Linked DNA regions of Homo sapiens: region 2 is linked to region 1. A link is a loop called in an ENCODE intact Hi-C map of the cell type or tissue named here. Cell type or tissue: PC-3. All regions are shown on one strand. Links, peaks and the distances in the headings refer to the core of each region. The heading gives the core; the rest is flanking DNA.

What was found. Peaks named below come from ENCODE experiments on the same cell type or tissue, not always from the same donor. Only the 100,000 strongest peaks of a DNase experiment are listed, where the experiment ranks them.
Region 2: a loop joins it to region 1, with 2.0 times the contacts of the local background. A loop is called at or near these places in 4 of 110 quality-filtered maps.

The regions. Positions count from the first base shown.
Region 1 is chr3:17,640,019-17,650,289 of GRCh38, reverse strand. All of the region lies in intron 1 of TBC1D5 (TBC1 domain family member 5), which reads left to right. Among named protein-coding and RNA genes, the nearest start is that of TBC1D5, 97 kb to the left of the region's middle. In PC-3, for the core only: CTCF peaks have their summits at 4,815 and 5,019 (motif pointing left); a DNase peak (open chromatin) is centred at 5,019.
Region 2 is chr3:17,539,468-17,549,738 of GRCh38, reverse strand. All of the region lies in intron 2 of TBC1D5 (TBC1 domain family member 5), which reads left to right. Among named protein-coding and RNA genes, the nearest start is that of TBC1D5, 200 kb to the left of the region's middle. RefSeq lists an enhancer at 2,111-2,974. In PC-3, for the core only: a CTCF peak has its summit at 4,920 (motif pointing left); no DNase peak of the experiment used is centred there.

The DNA.
Region 1 (10,271 bases), core at 1,357-9,356:
TATACTTTAAGTTCTGGGGTACATGTGCAGGATGTGCAGGTTTGTTACATAGGTATACATGTGCCATCGTGGTTTGCTGCACCCATCAACCCGTCACCTACATGAGGTATTTCTCCTAATGCTATCCCTTCCCCAGCCCCCCACCCCGCAAGAGGCCCCGGTGTGTGATGTTCCCTCCCTGTGTCCATGTGTTTTCATTGTTTAACTCCCACTTATGAGTGAGAACATGTGGTATTTGGTTTTCTGTTCATGTGTTAGTTTGCTGAGAATGATGGTTTCCAGCTTCATCCATGTCCCTGCAAAGGACATGAACTCATCCTTTTTTATGGCTGCATAGTATTCCATGGTGTATATGGGCCACATTTTCTTTATTCAGTCTATCATTGATGGACATTTGGGTTGGTTCCAAGTCTTTGCTATTGTGAATAGTGCCGCAGTAAACATACGTGTGCATGTGTCTTTATAGTAGAATGATTTATAATCCTTTGGGTATATATCCAGTAATGGGATTGCTGGGTCAAATGGTACTTCTAATTGTAGATTCTTGAGGGATCGCCACACTGTCTTCCACAATGGTTGAACTAATTTACACTCCCACCAACAGTGTAAAAGCGTTCCTATTTCTCCACATCCTCTCCAGCATCTGTTGTTTCCTGACTTTTTAATGATCACCATTCTAACTGGCATGAGATGGTATCTCATTGTGGTTTTGATTTGCATTTCTCTAATGACCAGTGATAATGAGCACTTTTTCATATGTTTGTTCGCCGCATAAATATCTTCTAATTTTGAGTGCATTATTTTTATTTTTTAACTTTTATTTTAGGTTTGGAGGTACATGCAGATTTGTTACATAGGTAAACATGTGTCACAGTTGTTTGTTGTACATATTTTTTCATCACCCAGGTATTAAGCCCAGTACCCAATAATTACCTTTTCTGCTCGTCTCCCTCATCTCAGCCTCCACCCTCAAGTAGACGCCAGTGTGTGTTATTTCCTTCTTTGTGTTCATAAGTTATCATTTAGCCCCACTTATAAGAACATGGGGTATTTGGTTTTCTGTTGTGCGTTAATTTGCTAAGGATAATAGCCTCCACCTCCATCCATGTTCCCACAAAAGACATGATCTCATTCTTTTTTTATGGCTGCATAGTATTCCATTGTGTATATGTACCATATTTTCTTTATCCAATCTGTCACTGATGGGCATTTAGGTTGATTCCATGTGTTTCCTATTGTGAATAGTGCTGCAGTGAACATTCATGTGTCTGTGTCTTTGTGGTAGAATGATTTATATTCCTCTGGGTATATACCCAGTAATGGGATTGCTGGATTGAATGGTAGTTCTGCTTTTGCCTCTGTGAGGAATCACGATATTGCTTTCCATGATGGTTGAACTAATGTACATTCCCACCAACAGTGTATAAGTGTTCCATTTTCTCTGGAAACTTGCCAGCATTTGTTATGTTTCGACTTTCTAATACTAGCCATTTGACTGGTGTGAGGTGGTGTCTCATTGTGGTTTTGATCTGCATTTCTCTAATGATCAGTGATACTGAGCTTTTTTCATACGCTTGTTGGCCGCATGTATGTCTTCTTTTGAGAAGTGTCTGTTTGTGTTTTTTGGCGACTTTTCAGTGGTGTTGTTTGTTTCTCTCTTGTAAATTTGTTTAAGTTCCTTATAGATGCTGGATGGTAGACCTTTGTCAGATGCATAGTTTGCAAAAATTTTCTTCCATTCTGTACGTTGTCTATTTACTCTGTTAATAGTTTCTTTTGCTGTGCAGAAGCTTTTAAGTTTAATAAGATCCCACTTGTCAATTTTTGCTTTTGTTACAGTTGCTTTTGGTGTCTTTGTCATGAAATCTTTGCCTGTGCCTATGTCCTGAATGGTACTGCCTAGGTTGTCTTTTAAGATTTTTATAGTTTGGGGTTTTACATTTTAAGTCTTTAATCCACCTTGAGTTGATTTTTGTGTATGGAGTAAGGAAGGGGTCCAGTTTCAATCATCTATATATGGCTAGTCATCCCAGCACCATTTATTGAATAGAGAGTCTTTTACCCATTGCTTGTTTTTATCTGCTGTTTTGAAGATCAGATGGTCATAGATGTGCGGCCCTATTTCTTGGCTCTCTATTCTGTTCCATTGGTCTGCGTGCCTGTTTTTGTACCCGTACCATGCTGTTTTGGTTACTGTTGCCTTGTATAGTTTGATGTTGGGTAATGAGATGCTTCCAGCATTGTTCTTTTTGCCTAGGATTGCCTTGGCTATTCGGTGTCTTTTTTAGTTTCATACGAATTTTAAAATATTTTCTTCTATTTCTGTGAAGAATGTTGTTGGTAGTGTGATAGAAATAGCATTGAATCTGTATATTCTACTCCATTTCAAGACACCATTGTCACCTGGACTTTGCAGAATCCTCTTAGCTATCTCCCTTTGGACTAGCTTCCTTACTCCACAGATTTGTTCTTTACCTAGGATCAAAGTCATTCTTTTGTAATGATTATCAGATCAGGCTACTAAGAAGTTCAACTGTTGTCCTTATTTTGCTCATTATTTTTTAAAAGTTTACGATGGGCTTAAGACAGTATATCATTCGACTCCCCTAAAACCTCATCTGCACTAATTCTGCTCCTTCCCCCTACTGCAGTCACAGTGGCTCAGTGACAGTCTTTCAGTACTGCAAGTCTGCTCCACATCAGGGTCTTTGCACTTGCTCTTCCCTTTGTCTGGAAAACCCTTCCCTCAGTTATCCACAGAAATTTTTCCCCCACTATCTTTAAGTCTTTTCTTAAGTGTCACCTTGTCAGGGAGGTGTTCTCTGAGCACCTTATATAAAATCATAACCTTGCTCCTTTCCCTACGCCAACTTCCCTTATTCCCTGTAGCTTGCTTTACTTTTCTCTGAAGCACTTAATAATTTCTGAGTTTGTGTATATTTATTTTTGTTTGTTTATCAGCTGTTTAACCACTGTCTTTAGAATGTAAGCTTGTAAGCTTCATGAGGGTAGGAACTTTGCTTTGTTTTCTGTGGTTTATCTAGCTTCTGGAACTATACTTGGCACATGATGGATACTCACTGTGTTTATGTGTTAAATGAATGAATGATTAAATAAGGGGAAGAGAGTTACAAGCAGATGTGAAAAGCATTGGTGTGTTTCAGAACCTGAAAATATTTGCCTGTTTATTTGACGTGGGAGCAGTGAGTGATGGTCTCTTTTTTTCTCTTTAGTTTTGGAGTCCAGAACATGTAAAGTTTTTTCACCCATTATAAACAATTTGGACAAAATACTGCATGTTCTACTTAAAATTGGGAGCTAAGCAGTGGGTATGTATGCATGGACATAAAGATGGAAATAAGGGACACTGGGGACTCAAAAAGTGGGAGGGGTTGGAACAGGGGAGGGTTGAGAAATTACCTGTTGGATACAGTGTTCACTATTTGGGTGATGGGTGCACTAGAAGCCCAAACCTGCACATTTACCCATGAATCTAAAATTTAAAAAAAAATCAGACTTTATCCTGAGAGACCATGGATACTACCAACTGTAATCCACTGAAAGTGTGGTCAGATTAGCATTTTAGAAACAGTCCGCTTGCTAAGGGTGAATGAACAAGAGAGAAGCAAGGACATGGGGATTATTTCGTGAACATTAGTCCAGGGGCATGATGGTGATTGCCTGAACCAGATTATTGATGTAAAAATGGAAAGATCGACAGATTAAAGAGATATATAGTATTTAGGGAGCAGGCCTCAGTAATTGAAAGAGGAGCAAGAATGATGCATAGGAATCTGCCATGACAAAATCGGTGGATGGGATGCTATTCAGAGATAAGTAGCGGGCTTGATGATGGTAGAAAATTGAGTCCAAATTCAGTTTATGGTGCTGTTTAGTTTTTTAGGGATGCCATAACAAAGAACCAAAAACTGAGTGGCTAAAAACAAAAGAAATTTATTGTTTCAGTTCTAGAGACTAGAAGTCCAGAAATCAAAGTGTAGGCTAAAGGTTCTAGGGGAGAATCCTTTCTGATTTTTCCAGCTACTGTTGTTTGCTGGCAGTCCTTGGCTTGTGGATGTATTATATTACTTCAGTCACATGGCCATCTTCTTTCTGTGTGTCTCCACCTAATCTTCCCTCTGAGTGTCTGTCTGCATCCAAATTTACCCTTCTTATAAAGACATCAGTCATATTGGGTTTGGGCCCATCCTCATCACTTCAGTTTAATTTGATTACCTCTGTAAAGACCCTATTTCTGAATAAGGTCCCATTCTCTGTGTGACACTAGGGATTAGAACATTGATACATCTTTCATTGATAGATGACAGAATTTTAAGGAGAAACGAATAGGATTTGATGCTTTGAATCAGTATAGAGTAGGAGATCGGGAAGGGGAAAGAGAGACATGAGTTGTCATGTTTTCCTGAGAGAATGCTGGTGCTACTAGAGAAATAGAAAAGTAGGGGGGAAGGGGAAAGAGCTTTGTGACAAGGTGAGGGTGGTGGGAAATAAGTTTCATTGTAAGCATGCTGAATTTGGAGTTGTAGTTGGTAGTAGAATTGGTTCATGGTCTAGTCAGAATTCAAGAAAGAGATTTGTACCTAGATTATAGCTTTTATGAGAATGTTTAGGTTCTGTGAGGGAGAGGATACAAAGAGGAAACCTAAGCCTAGAAAGGAAACTAAAGAGAGAGTGTTACTTTGTTGAAATGGATGCTTTCATCCATTGTAGAAAAACAGTTTCATGCACCCATCTATTCCTTTACTCTAAATGTCAATTCTAGTAATGTCTGGATAGTGGATTTAGTTGCCGAAGTGGTCGCTGCATGAACAGAAGTAGAGTTACCAGTTCCTGACAGCTGCGAGTCAGCCTCTGGGCATCTTGCTAAATTTTCAAGTATAATTATACAGTAGACTTCCTTTAACAAATTCCGTGTTCCCAGCTATAATTATAACTGCTTTTCTTGCCTATAGCCTGTTCTTTGTCTTACTACTCTCCTCTGTATCTCCCCCTGCTGGTTAGACTTTTCCTCTGGTCATTTGGGATCTGAGAAAATAGGAAGCTGTTTTTCCTAAGCATTGCATAACCAATTTCTTTCTTCTCACTCTACTCCAATAGACATTTCAGTAATAAGCAATGTTTTAAAGCATAGGCTAGCAGTATTCTATATTATATTTATATTTATCTTCAGAGAATATGCAGATACAAATTAGGTACCTTGTAAGCTTTCTAAGCAACTGTCAGAAAATGACTACCACAACTTCCCCAGTGACCCCGTTTAATAGTTAAGACTCTTAAATAAAATCTTGCTCATGGCCATGCTTTAGACCAAGAGTGTTTTGTTTTGTTTTGTTTTGTTTTGAATAAATTAAAATTTTCACCCAAAAATGAAGTCATCATAAATCCTGCAACCATAATCTTGCACTAGTTTCCAGGACTAATCATGACAGTAATTTGTAAGATCAGAATTATGAGTGGGATTTCCTGTTTTCTCGTGTATTTTTGTCTCCCAAATATCCATTATGAAAATAAATCACTTTTAAAAATGACTTGATGTCCTTTACAAAAATATTGTAGTTTTCGGATGATAAAGTTTAGGAATATATTTCCACATCACTTAGATTAGATTCTGAGTCATTTTAATATCTTTCTTAAGAAGTAATTAAAATGTGTAGTTTTTTGAATGTGCAGAAGGAAACTTCAACTTTTGTAGCCTGCAGTGGAAGTAGTCTAGAAGAAATTATGGATTGTTGTCAGTACTTACTCATTAATATTTGTTATGTGCCAGGCACTGTGCTAGTTGCTAGTTTACTGTGATTTTAGTTTGAAGAATGATATTAGATTAAGTAGGTTTTACTTATAATAGTTGAAATATACTTGGGAATAAATAGTGTATCAAGATTGCCTATTAAAATAATTCCGTGTATTCTGGGTGACGTTAAGTGCTATGAAGTAGGACTTCTCTTACATAGTAATTGGTTGACATTCTTTGACCTCAGTGTAAGACTGAAGTATTTAATCAACAAACACAGAGGATAAAGTTTTGATAAATAAACCACTTTCTTTAAACCTTTAGAAATAAACTTGAAGTCTTTTGGCATTAGATTGATGGGCTTTCCTTTTGTGAAAGAGTAAGTGAATAATTTAAGCTTATAATTCATGTTTGCAGGTCCTCATCCTGTCATAGGAATAATAGTCTTGAAAATTGGAGCTCTGGAATTCACCATTCTGAGAGATATCTCCTTACTGGTATAATTTTATGCTTATGTGGCAAGGTTTCAGGTTGAGGAATGAGATCAGATTTGCAGGGGCAGAATATTTGCTATCCTCGTTGTTTTGGTTCCTGAGGAATGCTTACCCCTTAGCCTCAAATGTGCTGTGGTATTAGCTACTTTAAAATAGATTGCTCAAGACTCTTTATTTGGAAAACCTTAAATATGCATCGTGATGCATTACTTGCAATAAAAAATGAGGCTACAATTATATAAAACAAAACAGTACAGCTGCTGACAGATGTCATTAGCGACTTACTCAAACACAGATCCTTCCAAAAGGAACTGCTAGACATCGGATTCAGGGAGTTAAGGTCATTATGACTGAATATGAAATACTGTTGTCCACTACATTTATTGTTGGCTTTTTGCATTTAACTTTTTGATAATTTTTTGGAGACCTTGACATTTGATACAGTTTAAAAACCATTCTTTTAAATTACAATTAATAAATGTATAAAGAATGAGGAAAATAGAAAATCACCATGAGGCAAACACCACCGTAATAATTGTTGCAGGCAAGACTCATTAATGGATAGCAAAAGTAAGGGTGAACATTTAAGGAGAAATAGAATATTTGTATAGGTCTAAAAAGTATATTCATGAGATGTTTAATAATTACAAAGAGAAAAATAGTAACTTTATGGAGGAGACAGCTGATAGACACTAAGTGATGAAGGTTAGCATCAACAGTAATAAGATATATTAACATCTGATATAATACGATACACCAAAGAGGGCACATCACTTATATGATATTCTTGCCAAAAATATATAAGCTCAGTTTCATCATGAGAAGACGTTAGACAAACTCAAAATTGAGACACATTCTACAAAATAACGGACTAGCACTCTTAAAAAATATTACAGTCATGAAAGAGAAGGAATTCCCACAGATTGGGGGAGGCTAAGGACACATGACAACTAAAGGTAATGTGGAATCCTGGATAGGATTCTGGAATCAAAAAAAGTCATTAGTGGCGTAACTGACGAAATTTGAGTAAGACCCACAGTTTAGTTAATAGTTTGAACCAATGTTAATTTTATGATTTTAATAACTGTAATATAGCTATGTATGGTGTTTTCATTAGAAAAACCTAATTGAAGGTTATGTGGGAATTCGGTGCTATTTGGGCAACCTTTCTATAAGTATAAAATTATTTCAAAATAAAAAGTTAAAAAGTCCCTTTTGGAAATTTGATGTAGTACGTTCTTACTTACCCTGTGAGACTGTGAAAGTGCTCTTCTATTATAATGAAATGTCTTAGTTTTAGTAATGAAATGTCTTGGGTTTTATCTTGGGCAGAGTTCCAGGATAGACTCAGCACTTGTTGCTGACCACAATTTGTTGTCTCATTTCTCCTAATCATCCTTTGATAACAATTGTAGAGATACCTGAGTTGTGTAATTTCTAAAGAGATGTTAATTGGCCTCCACTGTAGTTAGTTGACGAGTATGTGGAAGAATTTGAAGATTAGAAATATGGTAGATGACCTTCAAATCAAAAGTGAGTGAATAGTAGGTATCGGGGGTATTTGGATTCTAGTTCTGACGGATACTGACTCTGGGATCTTGAGCAAATCAATTTGTCTTTCTCAATCTCCTTTTTCATCTATAAAATATCGATGATAGGAATAACTCTACCTTATATGGTTTGTAAAGATCACATCAACTAAACATGATAATATATATGGTTATATATAGAGAGCACGTTGCCTAACTGCAGATTGCTTCCACTTCAGTCCACTGTGAATGGTGCCTCCTGGAGGTGTGCCAAGTACTGTGCCCAGAACACAATGGTCACCCTCAGTTAATTGACTCTGATTAAATGAGAAAATACCTTTGGAAGGATGTTGTGAGTTGAAATACTAGAAAAATAAAAGTATAAAAAATTTTAAATGTTATAAGATTATTAACCAAATTGATGTAGTTTTATAGGATTTTCATAGCATAAACCCAAAACCTATACAAACTAACCAATTTAGGTCTTACTCAATAATTAATAGTACCTGTTTTTGAATCAATAAAAGAGCAATACTATCTAATACTGTTTGTAAGCAACAGATTGGGGGCTATTTTAAAACATTGCATTTTATTCTTTTTTGTGTAGGGGAAAAAAGTCATTAGTCTGCATTTATAATCAGGACTAGCTTCCTGTAAAATTATTTAACTTTTTATTTATAGAATTTGAAATTTACAATTCTAAATACAGCAATAGTAAGGCACTGCATTTTTGCAGGAAACAAAAAGCACAATTAACATAAAGTTAGAACCAGCCACAAATAAAATATTCCAGCAAACTGTGTAAGAAAAAAAATGCTCTGGGAAGCAAATGCCGAGAAATGTTACATAGGTGGCCTTATTACATTGGAAAGAAAAGAATGTAGAAGATTAGTAGCAGTAGTAGTAGGAGGAGGAATAGGAGGAGGAAGGTGCGTAGCAAATGATAGTGAATAAGCTCTAAGTGTTAGTTACTTTTCTAAGCACTTTATGCAAATCATATTAATCATATTATTTAATCCTCCCAATACCTTATGAGTTAGGTCCCCACTTTATATATGACATAGCTGAGGCTCAGAGAGGTTAAGTAATTTTTTTTCCCAAAATCTTGCAGCCAAGATTCAAAGGCAGGATGTTTGGCTCTAGAACTCATGCTGGTAACCACTATGCACACTCCCTCCATGAAACCAATAGCCACCATCTATTGATGTACAGAATGTAGTTTGTGTATTTTTTGTGTGTGAATAATTTTGTTAATGGTACCATGGGATTTTCCTGGATCAAGGGCATGATTTAAGTAAGCAATGGACTAATTCATAGGACCCCTGGTGTCCTAATAAATCAAAACCCACTCAAGAATACCTCAGCAGTAAGCACATTAACTGTCTTCCTAGATGGATTGTTTTAAAAATTTTCCATATCTGCATAAAGTATATTACGTACGATAATTTCACTTAATTGTTCTAACTTTTAATAACTGTCAAGTAGTAGATGAAAGGAAAGCAGAAAAATGGTAAAGTGTGGGTGTGGAATTACTTCACTTTTTTTTTTTTTAAGGCTGAGATTGATTTAGAATTTTTGTATTTCCTGGAAGAATATCCTGTGGCTAGTAGGAATATTTGATTTCTTTAATAGATTCTCACATAGTAGGGCCTAATATCTAGCTGATTGAATTAGTATTATTCTAGGTATAGAAATAATGAAACTCCATAGTTTGTTCTTTATGAAAATATTTTATTTCAAGTTATTTCTTTTCTGCTTGACAAAAGGGCATTGCATTTTTGCTTTAAAGAGAGGCTTGTGATGTTTTGTTTCATTTTTTTCTAGCTTGGACTGTGGCAGAATCAAATGAGTAGTAGTCTTTGATGACTAACACTTGTTCATTTGTTTCCACTGCAGAAATCTTTAAAAAGGTATAATGACTAAATTAGTTTATTCTTAGACATTATGTTTTCTTTTTCTTTGTCTTCTTTTATAATGTTCTTTTTTATAACATTGTCCTTAGCCCTAAAACCTAACTTTCAAGTTCTAAAATAATTCTTCTTTTAAGAGGAAATTGATATTTTGGGTGGAAGGATTTGGCCAAATCTGAGATTCCCTATCATAATTAAAATAAATCTTTGAAACAGTTTTTATTAGTTTTAATAAAGTTTATTTAGTTTTAATAAAGTTAAATAAAGTTTAATAAAGTTTATTAGTTTTAATTCAGATAAGCTAATTCAGGCTTATTTTCTCTTAAGTTGATTTTTTTTAAATAAAAAGAGATTATCTCCTTTAGCTACACCAAATGGCACCTGATTTAATAAGAATGTTCTAGCTCTATAAAGTTAAAGGGAGTCAGGAGATACCTTTGTAGGAAATGTGGAGTTTGGCATTTATTGTTATACTGGTGGACTCAACCCCCACACCTTGCATCCTCTGTATTATATTTCTCTGTGGTTATCTCACCTTTGTCTTTTCTCTGTAGAGGTGAAGGGGGCTGTTTGTATAACTGTGCTC
Region 2 (10,271 bases), core at 959-8,958, 100 kb after region 1:
GGCTGGTCTTGAACTCCTGACCTCAAGTGATCCAACAGCCTTGGCCTCCCAAAGTGCTGGGATTACAGGCGTGAGCCACAGCGCCTGCGCCATTCATTATTAAAACAACTATATTGAATGGGTGACTGAAGTTACAACTTGTTACATATTTGTTGAATTTTATAGTATGACTTTTGCAACTTTTAATAAAAATCATACTAAAGGCTTGTTTTCTTAATTGTTAATGTCTCCATTTTTATTCATATATTTATTATAGAGAAAACTCATTAAAATGAACAAGGACTCGTTTTTAGATATCTTTACTTTTAAATGTTTTATGACTAGTAGTAGTGTACATCACTGAACAGAAGAAATACCAATTCTCTGCACCATAGTACAAATAAGATATAGAAAAGAAATTGCCAATTGATAATTTATTTTATTTTATCTTATTTTTTTGAGATGGAGTGTCGCTCTCTTGCCCAGGCTGCAGTGCAATGGCGCAATCTTGGCTCACTGCGACCTCTGCCTCCCAGGTTCAAGTGATTCTGTTGCCTCAGCCTCCCAAGTAACTGGGATTACAGGCATGCGCCACCACACTCGGCTATATATTTTTTTGTATTTAGTAGAGACAGGTCTTCACCATGTTGGTCAGGCTGGTCTCTAACTCCTGACCTCAGGTGATCCACCTGCCTCCGCCTCCCAAAGTGCTGGGATTGCAGGCATGAGCCACCCTGCCTGGCCACCACTTGATAATTTAATAAAGATTGTTGGAAGTAGTTTAAAATTAATAACCAAGGTTTAACAAATTATTACTGTCTAAAATAATTTTCAATAGGTAAATTTAAAGGTATTTGGAGAGTGCTACCTCCTTAGGGGTACCTTACCTTATAATTTATACTTCAATGGGCTTCAAAAAGTAAGTATTTTAATTGTATGTTTTGTAGCTTAAGTAACACATATAATTCTTTATTATGTTAGCCCAGATGAATGAATGGCTTTATTATTATTTATTGTTATAATAATAATTTTCTTGTTTAGAGCTTTAATCATAAAGCAACTCTTTGTTACACGGAGGAATAAATTAATAGCAACATTCTCTACTCTTTTCCCTACCATGTTTATGTTTAGTACATTTTCTCCCCTCAACAGTAGCTACAAAGACTCTACAAAAGCATCTTTTGAAGACAAGTGTTGATTGGCAGATAATGATAGTATTTTTATTAACATTTGTCTTACTGTTCCTTTTGGGTAGAAGATGCACAAAGGTTTTTTTTTCCCCCGCCCTGTATTTTTCCTTTTATAATACAAAACTTTCTTGAGATAAAAACACTGTGGGATAGTTGCTGAATAACTTTGGAAGTATTTTCATAGAGAAGTGATTGCCATCAGGTATGCTTGTTTTCTACTGATATATGAATTTTGTTTGTTTGTTTGTTTGTTTTTGAGACCGAGTCTCGCTTTGTTGCCCATCCTTAGTGCAGTAGTGTGATCTTGGCTCATTGCAACCTCCGCCTCCTGGATTCAAGCTATTCTCCTGCCTCAGCCTCCAGAGTAGCTGGGACTACAGGCACGTGCCACCATGCCCGGCTGATTTTTTGCGTTTTTAATAGAGATGGGGTTTCACCATGTTAGCCTTGGATGGTCTCGATCTCCTGACCTTGTGATCCACCCACCTTGGCCTCCCAAAATGTTGGGATTACAGGCATGAGCCACCATGCCTGGCCTGCTATATGAAATTTTAACAACTTTGATTAGAATATGGCTTATACAGAGTACTATATGTTTTAGATCTTAGCCAACTTACATTTTAATCATTGTTTTATAAAATTTAAAAGAAGTAAAAGAAAAATCAGACAAGATTGTAAACTTGTCAGTCAAATTCCTTACATCTTATTCTGAGAAGAGTGAGGAAGTATAATTGAGATTTCATAGATGTCTCATTGCACATACTGCAATAAACAGAATTATATCATGAAATCAACTATCCTCATGTGCAGTGTGATCAGGATGTTACTATGGTAACATTTCCATTTGTGAATTTTTGTGTAGTTAGAATCTGTAGTCATCACATCATGCTACCATTGGCTTTTGATTTTTCATCTAAATAAATCACTGTGCTACCTGCATGCTATTAAGTGGCACCATGTATAGTACTTAACTATCATCTATACACTCTAGGCTAGGAAATCAAAAATAGGAAAAAGAAAGAAATGGGAACATTCTGCTAAATTACATTTTAAGACTGTCCTGATGTTGCTGGTAAAATTTTAAATGTTTCTTAAGAGAAGTAAAAGCATTGCTAGTTATTCTCTGAGATGCTTTAATTTTTATAAGTATATGATGATGAAATTGGTTAGGTATGGTAACAGTAGGAGGTAAGGAGGGCTTTAATTTGTCTTCTAAATGGGTGCTAAATAACCGAGACAGAAGTAATCACCCTTCTGAGACTGAGAAGATTCATTTTAAAACAGTCCCTTTTCATCGTAACCTTATTAAATATTTGATATTTATTGTTTTTAGATATTTAAAAGTTGTCCTGCATATTTCACTTCTCATTATAAAGTCAGATTCTAATATCTTACGTTAACTTGTATTACAATAGCCTACAATGTTCCCTTGTATCAATTACTGTATTCTAGTAAAGATTCCTACTGTTTTTGTTTTGTTTTGCTTTCTAAAGCCCCCTGCTGCTGTTGATTACACCTAGATCTGCTACTGATTGGAACTGTTAAAAGGCAAAGGTAGTGTGGCTGGTTGCTGAATCATTTAATTGTAGGACTAATAAGAGATGTTCTCTCTGGGACCTAACCAAAATTGTGACTCTAGAATGTTATGTATAAAGTAGCCAAGAAATATTATTTTGCACATTAATAATGTTTGAAGATGTGAAATTTATTTACTTGGAATGTAATAGAGGAATATCAGCAGACTCGTTGGATTTCTTTCTTTCTTTCTTTCTTTTTTTTTTTTTTTGAGATGGAGTCTCGCTCTTGTCAGCCAGGCTGTAGTACAGTGGCGCCATCTTGGCTCACTGCCACCTCTGCCTCCCAGATTCAAGAGATTCCCCTCGGGAGACTCAGGAGTCTCAGTCTCCTAAGTAGCTGGGAGTACAGGTTCATGCCGCCATGCCCGGTTATTTTTTTTTTTTGTATTTTAGTAGAGACGGGGTCTCACCGTGTTGCCCAGGTTGGTTTCAAACTCCTGAGCTCAGGCAATCCACCCGCCTCAGCCTCCCAAAGTGCTAGCATTACAGATGTGAGCCACCGTGCCTGGCTGCTATTACTTTTTATAAAGATAAAACAAATGGATAACTATATATGTAACAGTGTTAATTCAGTAATTGAGAGACTTGATAACAAAATGGTAAGAAATTCAAAGTTAAAATTTTTCATTTGTAATTGAGGCCATGTTTGTAAGTCCAGTGCGCAATATAAAATTAAGTTGTGTACAATATAAGCACCCTGTAAGTAGTTTACATATAATTTTGGAATCTTAGATAGGATTTCTATGATAGTGTTTCCATGATAGCTATGGGTTTTTTATGAGGCAGCTACAGATCAAGAATAACTATCAATTTGTACCCTCACTGCTTTAAAATTTGAGATAATTCTTTCTGTGCTGGACTTTGTAAGGAATTATATAAGAGGGTATGGTTATGCTCATGTATATTTAATAATTTATGATATTGTTACTCTTTTTGTTGATTATTATATTTAATTGCTAATTTTTTTAAAGACATTTCAGTTTGCTATGTACAAACTGCATCAGTGGTTTTAAGTAATTTGTTTGAGGTTATATACATCTATACCTTGAGTTGGGAAAAAGCTAGTTCCTTTAAGGTATTTATTGAAATATTTTGATCAGGTAAATTACATAAAAGGAAGGGTGACAAGAAGGGTGCTGTCAGCAATGTGCATGATGGTTTGGAGAAAGAAAGAAACCAGTTTGAAGGTTTGTGCTAAGGACTAGGAAGCAAATAATGAGTGATGTAATTGGCATAGTGGCAATAGAAATAAAGTAGGATTCAGTGTTTGTGTCTCTTATTTTTGTTGGTGACCCATTGAATGTTGTGTCAATGAACATTGAAAAAAACACCAAAATCTTATTAGTGGCTAATGAATATTCATGTTTTCTTATATAATAAGTCATTGGACTGTAAGTACCTTGAAGGCAAATGTTACTCATTTTTGTTGTCTCAGGACTTGATGCAGTATGTTGCTTATAGTCATCATTCCACCTTTGAAATGGAAAAAGAAAAGTAAATAAGAAAGGTTCTGTATTGGTTTGCTAGGACTGTCGTAACACGGTACCACAAACTTAGTGGCTTAAACAACAGAGTTTATGCTCTCACAGTTTTGGAAGCTGTAAGTCTGAGATCAGGTGTCAGCAAAGGTTGATTGCTTTTGAGGTCTGTTTGGCTTGTAAGTGGCAGTCTTCTCCCTGTGTCTTCACATGGTCATCCCTCTGTGCAAGTCCAAATCTCCCCATTTTATAAGGGAATAAGTTGTATTGGATTATGTTCCACCTTAATGACAATTTAACTTGGTTTTTGCTGTAAAGGCCCTATCTCTAAATAAAGTCACACACTGAGGTTACTGGGGGTTAGGGTTTCAATGTACGATTTTTTCGGTGTCATAATAGTGCTTTTTTTAAAAAATAAAAAAAAATCACAGCTTTTATTTATTTATTTATTATTTTTAAAAATTGATCCATAACAGCTCTGATTGGAGTTGATGTTATTTATAGGCCAAGAGCTAATGACATATACAATTAATTGTAAAATAAATATGCTCATTCTACAGTTAATGTCAGTATAGGGACCCATAGCTATTTGTCCCTTTGTAATTAATGCCACGTGATGTAGTTTTCACCTCAGATTAGTTTACTGTATCTAAACATATTAGCAGTTTGGCAGCTATTTGTTGTACTGGTTTCCATCTAGTGGTAGAAATAGGAGATAGGAGGCTACATTTGAAAAGAAAATAATATTATATTCCTTATCTTTCCTCCTCCTTTATTTCACCATGTTTGGAATAATCTAAATTATCTTCCACATCCACCATGCAGACATGCAGAGTTCTTAAGGTGCTTTTTTTTTTTTTTTTTCAGACGGAGTCTCACTTTGTCGCCCAGGTTGTAGTGCAGTGGCGCGATCTCGGCTCACTGCAACCTCCGCCTCGCGGGTTCAAGAGATTCTCCTGTCTCAGTCTCCTGAGTAGCTGGGATAACAGGCATGTGCTACCACACCCAGCCAATTTTTGTATATTTAGTAGAGATGGGGTTTCACCATGTTGGTCAGGCTGGTCTCAAACCCCTGACCTCGTGATCTGCCTGCTTTGGCCTCCCAGAGTGCCGGGATTACAAGCGTGAGCCAGTGCGCCCGGCCGAGTTCTTAAGTTTTCAGTAAACATGCATTCTTATCTAAATATTATTGATAATCAAATTATACTTGTAATACAGTGATAGGTGGGTTTTCATGTACAATTTTGAATAGATAGTCTTTTGTCTACAACAGTCGTTCTCAAAGTGTGGCCCCCGGTTCAGCACTTCAGCATTACCTGGGGAATTTTAAGAAAAGCAGATTTTCTGGGCCAGGTGCAGTGGCCCACATCTGTAATCCGAACACTTTGGGAGGCTGAGGTAGGCGGATCAGGAGGTCAAGAGATTGAGACCATCTTGGCCAACATGGTGAAACCCTGTCTTTACTAAAAAAATACAAAAATTAGCTGGGCATGGTGGTGCGTGCCTATAGTCTTAGCTACTCGGGAGGCTGAGGCAGGCGAATCGCTTGCACCTGGGAGGTGGAGGTTGCAGTGAGCCGAGATCGCGCCACTGCACTCCAGCCTGGAGACAGAGCAAGACTCTGTCTCAAAAAAAAAGAAAAAAAAAACAAACAACTTTTCAGGCCCCATTTAAGCTCTATTGAATCAGAAATTCTGAGGGTAGACTTCAGGAATCTGTTATTGTAAGAACTCCAGGTGATTCTGTTGTATACCAACATTTGATAACCACGGGACTGAATATAGGCATAATACCTAATTTTATTGCTTTAAATAATTATAGAAATATAGACTTATATATTTTTTCTTTCTTTTCTGTTTTGTTTTGTTTTGTTTTTTGAGATGGGGTCTTGCTTTGTCACCCAGGCTGGAAAGCAGTGGCACAAGCATGACTCACTGCAGCCTCAACCTCCTGGGCTCAATCAGTCCTCCCACCTTTGTCTCCCAAGTAGCTGGGACTGCAGGTGCACACCACCACACCTGGCTAATTTTTATTTTTTTATTTTTGTAGAGACAGGATCTCACCATGTTACCCAGGCTGGTTTCGAACTCCTGACCTCAAGCAATCCTCCCACCTTGGCCTCCCACGGTGCTGGGATTACAGGTGTGAGCCACGACTCTCAGCCTTTTCCTTTCTAATATTGTTTTGGTTATAATACTTGATCCTAAGACTTTGATTAGGAACGCCACCCCAAATTATAATGTTTACATTGAATTTATGGGAAATCATTAATCCCTGTTGTGTCTCTCTAGAAATGTTTTATGCATGTAGAGGCACATACAGCCAAGTCTTTCTGTATCAGTACTTCTCTCTCTCTATTCTTTCTTTTCTTCTCCTCTCCCCTCCCCTCCCTTCCATTCCTTTCCCTTCCGCTATATAGTAACTGTGCCATATATATCTACAGTAATTTATTTCACAAGTCCCCAGTTGATATAAATTAGGTTAGGTTCAGTGTTTTGCTGTGTTAAAAAATTCTATGTGTAATATTCTAGTACACATATATAATTTCACATATGAGCAAGTATGTTCAAGAAAAACGTTCCTAATAATACCAGTTTAAGTTCTAAATGTATATGTGTATGAACCTTGATATAAAAATCCTCAACAAAATAGTAACAAACCAAATGCAGCTGTATGTTAATAGGATTATACACCATCACCAAGTGGGATTTGTTCCTGGAATGCAAGGATGATTCATCTTATGGAAATTGATAAAAGTAATGTACCACAATAACAGAATGAAGGGAAAAAAGCACATGATCATCTCAATAGATGCAGAAAAAGCACTTGACAAAATTTAACAATATTTCTTAATAAAAACTCTCAATAAACTAAGAATAGATGGAAACTACTTCAGCCTAATAAAATTTATATTGTAGTTTCTCATTTGTGGTTTTGCTCTCTACAATTTAAGTTACCCTTGTTTAACTGCAATATGCAAATATTATATATGATAAGATATTTTGGCTGGGTGTGGTACTTTTAATCCCAGTGCTTTTGGGGGCCAAGGTGGGAGCATCACTTGAGGCTACAAGTTTGAGACCAGCCTGGACAACATAGCCAGACCCTGGCTCTATAAAACATTAAAACAATTTTTTTTGAGAGAGAGAATGAGAAAGATACCACATTCACATATCTTATTCTAATATGTTTTTATAATTTTTGTATTTTGTTTTATGTTACTTGAGACAAAGTCTTGCTCTGTTGCCCAGGCTGGAGTGCAGTGGTGCAATCTCAGCTCACTGCAACCTCTGCCTCCCAGGCTCAAGTGATCCTCCCTGCCTGAGCTTCCCAAGTAGCTGAGACTACAAGTGTGTGCCACTATGCCAGGCTAATTTAAAAAAAATTCTTATAGAGATGGGGTTTCACCTTGTTGCCCAGATTTCTCTTGAACTCCTGGGCTCAAGCAGTCTGGCCACTTTGGCCTCCCAAAGTGCTGGGATTACAGGCATGAGCTACCACCCTTGGTCATAATTGATGTATTTTATTGTTAATTTTTGTTCGTAATCTCTGACCTTGCCTAATTTATAAATTAAACTTTATAATAGGTGTGTACATATAGGAAAAACCATAGTGTGTGTAGGGTTTGGTTTTATCCATGATTTCAGTCATTCACTGTGGTCCTGGAATGTGAGAGGACTACTATATGTGAAAGACTTGGAGTGAACAACATACTCAATGGTGAAAGACTGAAAACTTTTTCTTTAAGACCAGGAACAATGGAAGGATGTCAGTTTTTGCTATTTCTGTTCAACATAGTAATGGATGTTCTAACCATAGCAGTTAGACAAGAAAAAGAAAGCCATCCAAATTAAAAAGGAAGTGTAAAATTATCTCTGTTCACAGATGATATGTAGTCTTACATCTAAAAAACCCTAAAGATTCCCCCAAAATGTGTTAAACCTAGTGAATGAATTCAGCAAAGTAGCAGAATACAATGCCAACACACAAAAAGCAATTGCATTTTCATACACTAATAATAAGTAGTCTGAAAAGGACCTTACAAAAGGAATTTCATTTACAATAGCATCAAAAAAAATACTTAGGAATTAACCAGGGAAGTGAAAGCCTTATAAAATGAAAACCATAAAAAATAATTATTGAAATAAACCATATAAATTTAATTATTGAAATAAATTAAAGACATAAATAAGTGGAAACACATTGCATGTTCATGGATTAGAAGACTTACTATTGTTATGATGTCAGTACTACCCAAAGCAATCTACAGATTTGGTGCATCCCTGTCAAAATCCCAATGACTTTTTTTTTTTTTTTTGGAAGAAATAGAAAAGCATATCCTTAAATTCATATGGAAACTGAAGGGACCTCAAATAGTCAATACAATACAGTCTTGAAACAGAAGAACAAAGCTTGAAGACTCACATTTTCTGATTTTAAAACTTACTACAAAGCTACAGTAATCAAAACAGTGTTGTACTAGCATAAGGAAGACATATAGACCAATGAAACAGAAGAGAGAGCCCAGAAATAAAACCTCATGTATATGGTCAACTGATTTTTTTCTTTTTTCTTTTCTTACTTTTTTTTTTTTTTTTTTTTTTTTTTTGAGATGGAGCCTCGCTCTGTCGCCAGGCTGGTGTGCAGTGGCATGATCTCGGCTCACTGCAGCCTCTGCCTCCTGGGTTCAAGCGATTCTCCTGCCTCAGCTTCCCCAGCAGTTGGGATTACAGGCGCCCACCATCATGCCCGGCTAATTTTTGTATTTTTAGTAGAGACGGGGTTTCACCATGTTGGCCAGGATGGTCTCGATCTCTTGACCTCGTGATCTGCCCGCCTCGGCCTCCCAAGGTGCTGGGATTACAGGTGTGAGCCACTGTGCCCAGCCAGTCAAATGATTTTTAACAAGAGTACCAGGACTATTCAGTGGAGAAAAGATAGTCTTTTCAACAAATGCTGCTGGGAAAACGGGATAGCCACATGTAAAAAATGAAGATGAACCCGAAACTAACACAGTATACAAAAATTAACTCAAAATGGACCAAAGACATAAATGTAAGACCCAAAACTATAAAAGTCTTAGAAGAAAATAAGGAAAAAACTTTATGACAGTGATTTATTCGGCAGTTATTTATTGGGTATGACATCAAAGGCACAACAACATAGAGGACTACATGAAAATTTTTAAACTTTGTTAATCAAAAGACACTGTCAATAAATAGGGTGAAAAGACAACCACAGAATGGAGAAAGTATTTGCAAATTATATATCTGAAAAGGGTTATATAATGCATATATGGAGAATTCCTACAACTCAACAACAAAACAAACAGCTTGGTTTGAAAATGGGTGACTTGGAAAAACATTTCTCCAAAGAAAATATACAAATGGCAATTGGTACACCACAAGATGCTCAGCATCACTGATATTTAGGAAAATCCAAATCAAAACTATAATGAAATACCACCTTACACCCATTAGGATGGCTACTATCAACATCAAACAATAATATGTTTTGGTGAGGACGTGGAAAAAATTGGAACCCTTGTGCACTGTTGGTGGGAAGGTAAAATGGTACAGTCACAGTGGGAAGCAGTATGGTGGCTCCTTATAAATATTGAAAATAGAATTTCCATATGATGTAGTGATGCCACTTCTGGGTGTATCCCCAAAATGGTTGAAAACAGGGTCTTAAAGAGACAATTTATACACCCATGTTCATACCAGCATTATTCACAATAGCTGAAATATGGAATTGTAAACTAAAAATGAAACTTTAAGCTTCTTAATTGTCTGAATGAACCCTTCGTCTCAGCCAAGGGCATTCCACAGTTCAGGACATGATGGGGAGGGGGTGATCAGGCATTCCCCATTATACTCTGTCTTTGGAATTCAGGCACAACTGACCAGCATTAACATTAAAACAGAGATCTTACGACTTTTTGTAGCGATAAGACACCAAATTCCAGCCTGACTAAAGAAAGCATCACATGACAGATAGCAGGCCCTGGAAGAAATTGTAGTATTTTGCCCCAAAATATATTCCTT